Linked DNA regions of Homo sapiens: region 2 is linked to region 1. A link is a loop called in an ENCODE intact Hi-C map of the cell type or tissue named here. Cell type or tissue: gastrocnemius medialis. All regions are shown on one strand. Each heading gives the region's core, and the rest is flanking DNA. Links, peaks and the distances in the headings are about the cores only. Region 1 overlaps LOC105378088 (a long non-coding RNA gene). Region 2 overlaps SLC22A1 (solute carrier family 22 member 1).

Region 1 (2,914 bases), core at 286-2,785:
TTTAAACCAGTTAGAATGACATAAAACTGCAAATGCAGTTTCCCACTTGCACTAGCCCCATTCTAAGTCTCCATAGCCACCTGTGCCCACTCGCCACTGCTCCAGGAGTACAGATTCCAGACATTTCAGCCACTGCAGAACTGTCTCTTGGGTGGTGTCTGCAGGTGCCTGCTGCAGCTCTGCCAGGCAAAGTAGAGTGGCTGCTTGGCTGCCTATGGATTTAGATGATCCTGCCAACATCTGATCAGTTGCTCTCAGCACCTGAGCTTCATCATTAGGATGGATCTGGGGCATGCAGGGAGAATCCCAGACTGTCAGAGAGGTGGCCTGGCCTGGGGTGACCAGTCAGGCCTCTTGTCCTTATGGTCACATTCTCAGAATTGGGGCCAGGGATCCTGCTGGTGAGTGTCCTGAAAACACTTCATTTTACCCAAGGGTTTGCATTTTCTAAATCCTGGTTTACAGTGAACCTTTTATAACAAAATATCTTTCAGGTTTCTACACTACTGACTTAATTATGAGTTTTTGGTTTTGTCTTAATATAAAAGACATGTAAAAATGGGAAGGCTCTGTGGTGTGGAAGAGGGGTGAGGAAATCTGTGGTGTGATTCTGAATGGGTTGCTCGGGCTGTTTGGGATTCAGTTCCTTCAGCTGTAAGATAAAAACAGTAGGATGACAGTTTGGGGAAGCTACAACTGAGTCTGAGCTAACCATAGTTCTGGAAGCTAGTGAGTGACTTGAAATGTTAGCCAGATTCTGAGGAGAAAGTGCTGGGATGAGCTTGGACATGCAAATCAAAGCTGTGGGTGATCTCACAGCCCTATGGAGTTGGAGAGAAATGAGACCCTCCCAACACTGAGCCACTGACCCCAACCCAGTGTCACAGCCACAAATGAAATCCAAAGTTTTTGACTTGCTGTCGAACGCCCTTTCTTCCCCACCACGCTCCACACCACTGCATGAGAAAGGACAGGAGGTAGGGCTTGCCTCCACTGGGCGACAGTTTTACTGGGCAAACCAACTTATCACAAACACCATCCTGGGAGCAGTTCAGAAGATGTAGTAACTCAGAAGAAAGATCAGAACTCTGAGGCCTCCAGGCATCCTGACCAGGCCATATTTCTTTAATTCATCAGCTTGATTTTGTTGCCACCCGGGCCCTCAGCTGGACGCTGGGTATTTCTCGGTTTCGCACAAAGCCAGCAGCAAATTCATCATCTGGCTGCAATGAGGAGACTCACAACATGGAAACACAGTCCTTCTTCCCGGCTGGCAGGCAGCTGCGGGGTTTGCTTTTGCTGGTCGTAGCGTAAGCGGGTGAGGGTGTTGAGCCTCCTGATGGCGTCAGCAGCGTGCCTGAGTTATCCCCAGGAGCTGCAGGTCATTGCAACACAGGGCTAGAAGAAGCACCTGCTGCGGCCGTTGGAAGGATTTGTCCCGTCAGACACTCGGCAGCCCTGAGGGAGAATCAAGTTGTGAATTTCGTCACTGGCATACTGACATAAATTGAGCTTAGCTTGAATGTCACTGATCACTCGCTGGCTCGGGTGGTCTTTCCCAACCACAAGCCGCTGGTCTCAGTGACAACAGCTCTGCAAAGTGTCAGAATCCAACACAGGCCTGCCAAATGACCCTGGGCAACCTGGAGGTGAGGGAGCCTCTTGCCAACCAGAGAGGGCTGCGCCCGCAACGGTACGCTCCCCGAAGAAGAACATTCTGGAGCCTGGTCTCATTCACCCTCTGTTTTCCCTTACACTTGTTTGTCAACATGATGAATGAGAGGCAAATGGCAGGACCACAGTGTTTCAAAAATGTGAATTGATTTTTTTCCCTAGGCCTTTGGGTTCACTGACCAGAAGAAAAAACCTCAAATAAAACCGGGTGTTTTCATGAAGTGAACTTTAACTTTGCATATATTACACCCGATTATCCAATGAACAAAAGCTATGTACGGATTTATTTACTGTTTGGCAAGCATGCATGCAGTCACTCAATCATTAGTACCATGGAAAATGATCAAGTATAAAATAATCCTCTGGGACTGGCTCAAAGGATTTGTTTTTTCACAAGCAGACGGAAAGAGAAACAGACACTTGTTGAAAAAGAGTGTGAGTTTGGAAGGAACATTTTGGTCACTCAGAATCAACTCAATGACTGTCATTGAAATTTCACAAAAATCCTGGTTCTTAAGTGAATTGGAGACAACTCAAACAGGACAAGCTTGCCAAATTTGAGTATTTCAATAGAAGCTACATTATTCTGAGGGTCTGAGCCCAGGGCTCTGATGCAAATGGGATTGAGAGGCTAATATTAGCCAGCAGGTTTTGTTGCAGTTCATTTTTGTGAGAAGAGCCTTATAAAGTCAGCAACCCAGAGGTGCTGGTCCAAATTCTGATTCTCACTGGCTGTCTAAGCCATATCACCCTCCCTTTCTGAGCCTTCATTTCTTAGCTCTAGAATAAAGAATCTGGACCAGGCGTTCTCATCTGGGGACATGCAGCATGTCATGACTATGGGCACCTAGTCAATAAAGACCAGAGACGCTGCTCAACATCCTACAATACACAGAAAAACCCCTCAACAACAAAGAATTATCTGACCCAAAATTTCAATTGTACTGAGGGTAAGAAACCCTGTTTTCACCTAGATTTACCTCATTTTCAACAAGGTAACATCCAGCTTAAACATCTTATGGTCCTACAGATAGTTCAGTATATTTCTTTCATTCCAGATCCTTTATCCTCAATATAAAAAAAAACAATTTTTATTTCATTTTGTTATTTTATTTTATTTTTTGGGACAGGGTCTCACTCTGTCACCCAGGCTGGAGTGCAATGGTGCAGTCAAGAGCTCACTGCAGCCTCGACCTCCTGGGGTCAAGCAATCCTCCCACCTCAGCCTCCCAAATAGTTG
Region 2 (2,914 bases), core at 153-2,652, 130 kb after region 1:
GCAAGAATTTCTCCACTTCTTAATTTTTCTTTTTCGTTTCTTTCTTAAGACAGCTTCAGTGTCTTCTATTGTCTTGCCAGATATTCTCTCTAGAACTATACCTCTGCTTTAAAGTCTTATTTTTATAGAGATGACTGATTTATTAATACTTTACATTTTGGTAGTATATGTAGTTAGAACTTTGATCTATGTTGTTACAGCATTTTTCTGGTACATGTTCTTCATTTGCCTTTTGCTTTTTCTGCTCCTTTCCCCCTTTATCTCATGATATGTTTGTGTACCTCCTGAATGAATTACTTTTTTGTTTATTACTCATCTTTTCATACTGTTATTTCTTCCTCTATCAGCCATTTCTAGAAGGGTTTGTGGGGAAGCAGCCAGGCCATGTTCTGGGCTAGTAGAAATTCTTTCTTTGATCAGGGTTGTATATGATTAGATTTTTTTGGCTCACTTATTCCTGATCTACAGGGGCTGATGGTGTGGAGCTAGTCTCTTCCACCCGCCTCTCAGTAACTGCTGTCTGAAAGTTCCTGCATATCTTCTTTTACAGCCTTGCCCTCCCTGCTTCACCTTCAGCCATACAACATCCAGGGAAGGGAGCTTCCACCTCCAGCCCATGCACCCATCATTCTGTTTCTCCAAACAAGGGACCATGGATCACACCCTTCAAGTCACGCTGTCTACTTTGGAAAGCTGCTGGCCTCGCCTACGATTTGCTGTCACAGGGGTCCTTTCCTGGAATCTTCTCGGACTCCCTTAGACCTCACACACTAGGCAGCCCTTCCTCTTGTAGATTGTCTTTTCATGTTATCACAGTTTCAAACACATTTGCATTATCCCTCATTCTTCTAATAGCTTTTGTGTGATTTCCAAGAGGTGCAAGAAAAGACACAGTTATTTTTTACTATTTTTAAAAAATTATTGTTAAAAGGAAAAAAATGGCAAGCACACAGAAGCTAGAAGAAGTAGGGAACTAGGCCCCTTATTTAAAATTCAGATGTTTGCGGTACTTCATTCATTGAGTCATTCTACAGCATGTAGTGAGTCTGGCTGTGGAAGAGTTCTGTGAGGTACAGAGAAGTATGACATGACATGTGGTTTCTGTTTTCAAGGAGCTCATGAGAAGGTGAGGAGATAAAAATGGAAAGATCATTTTCAAAACAAGGCAGTGGGTATTAATGCCAAATGAATGTTCTTACAACACGTGCTGCACAAAGTGAAGAGGAGCAGAGCAGTCCAACTCTGAAACTGCCTGGAACGGAGGCAGGGTCAGAATGGTTTACATAGAGACTGTCTAAACTTGGAGTGCTTATAAAGTAATAAAGTCACAGAAATTATTCCTTCTCTGCAAATTAAATTTGATTCAATTGATTAGAAATATTGGAACTTGAATGACTGCCTTACCTTGTGTGTGTGCGCGTGTGTACATAAGAAGTTGAGAGTTTTTTCTGAACATCTAGCTTCCCTCCCTAGTGAATGAGAATGATTCTCCCACCAGCTCTCTGAGCAGTGGTCGAGGGCTCCTCGGGGATGGGTTGCTTGGCCTTTCTCCCTAGAGAACTACACACTCAGTACCTTTCACAGTTTACATTTTGAGTCAGTCCCCTTGGCCCAGTGGCCATGACAATGGAATTGTTTGGCCTGGCTATTTTAGACTCTGGGCTCAGAACTGCCAAATATAGAAGGTTTTCTTTTTAATATGCCTTCATCTCCTGTACTCAGTCCCAGTAACTTTTTACCAATGAGAGTCTCAGACATGGCCTGTTAATAAAGGATTAGTCAGGAAAGAGTGAATCAAGGCCATCCTGGTGCCTTCTGGCTTTACTGAAGGGCTCAGAGCACTGCGCATGTATAAGATGAGATTAGGGAGCTGGGGTATTTCCTAGAAACTACTGGTATGATGACATAAGGAGAAGAAACAATGTATACAGAGGAAAAAGAGTTTAAGTAACATACGGAATTTCTAACAAACTAGAATTTCTTAGAACTTTAAGTAAAGTGTTTACTTTTACAATTAAAATAATCTTCATTTAAAACTAAGTCTTCCAAGATACAGAAGGCAATTAAGTACAGACAAAGATACTCAACATTATCAGTAATTAGGAAAAGTCAAGTCACAATAATACCATTACCTACCAAAATGACTTTTAGAAAGCTGACACCAGACCAGGTGTGGTGGCTCACACCTGTAATCCCAACATTTTGGGAGGCCAAGGAGGGCAGATCATCTGAGGTCAGGAGTTCAAGACCAGCCTGGCCAACATGGTGAAACCCTGTCTCTACTAAAAGTACAAAAAATTAGCCAGGCGCAGTGGTGCACGCCTGTAGTCCCAGCTACTCAAAAGGCTGAGTCAAGAGAATCGTTTGAACCTGGGAGGCAGAGGTTGCAGTGAGCCGAGATCACGCCACTGCACTCCAGCCTGGGCAACAAGAGTGAAACTCCATCTCAAAAAAAAAAAAAGCTGACAACACCAAACACTGATGAGAATGTGGAACGACAGGATTCCTCAAACATGGCTGGTGGGAACGCAAGATGGCACAGCCACTTCGGAAAACGGTCTGACAGTCTGACAGTTTCTCATAGAATTAAACACACACTTACCATATGACCTAACAATCCCACTCCTGAGTTTTTAACCCAACGTAAATGAAAACATGTATCCACTCAAAGGCCTGTACCCAAATGTCTATAGCATCTGCATCAGAATCCCTCTGAAGGAAGCCGTTCAAATGTCCCTCAAGTGGTGAATAGCTAAACAGTGTATGAATTGTGGCACACTGACATTCACATGCTGGAGTACTATACAGCAACAACAAGCAAAACACTGATACATCCAACAAGTGGGTGAGTTTCATCATGCTAAGTGAAGGAAGCCAAACACAAAAGGTGACGTGCCCTATTATTACATTTACA

Evidence for each region. Peaks named below come from ENCODE experiments on the same cell type or tissue, not always from the same donor. Only the 100,000 strongest peaks of a DNase experiment are listed, where the experiment ranks them.
Region 2: it touches region 1 in a loop (2.3-fold over the local background); 2 of 110 quality-filtered maps call a loop at or near these places.

Annotation. Positions count from the first base shown.
Region 1 is chr6:160,274,305-160,277,218 of GRCh38, reverse strand. It overlaps LOC105378088 (a long non-coding RNA gene), which reads right to left. Exons shown (of 2, transcript XR_001744437.2): 2 at 1-1,458. Among named protein-coding and RNA genes, the nearest start is that of SLC22A2, 17 kb to the right of the region's middle. RefSeq lists an enhancer at 2,729-2,914. In gastrocnemius medialis, for the core only: no CTCF peak of the experiment used is centred there; a DNase peak (open chromatin) is centred at 1,458; H3K27ac peaks cover 2,164 bases.
Region 2 is chr6:160,145,607-160,148,520 of GRCh38, reverse strand. All of the region lies in intron 8 of SLC22A1 (solute carrier family 22 member 1), which reads right to left. Among named protein-coding and RNA genes, the nearest start is that of SLC22A1, 25 kb to the right of the region's middle. In gastrocnemius medialis, for the core only: no CTCF peak of the experiment used is centred there; a DNase peak (open chromatin) is centred at 1,245; H3K27ac peaks cover 1,870 bases.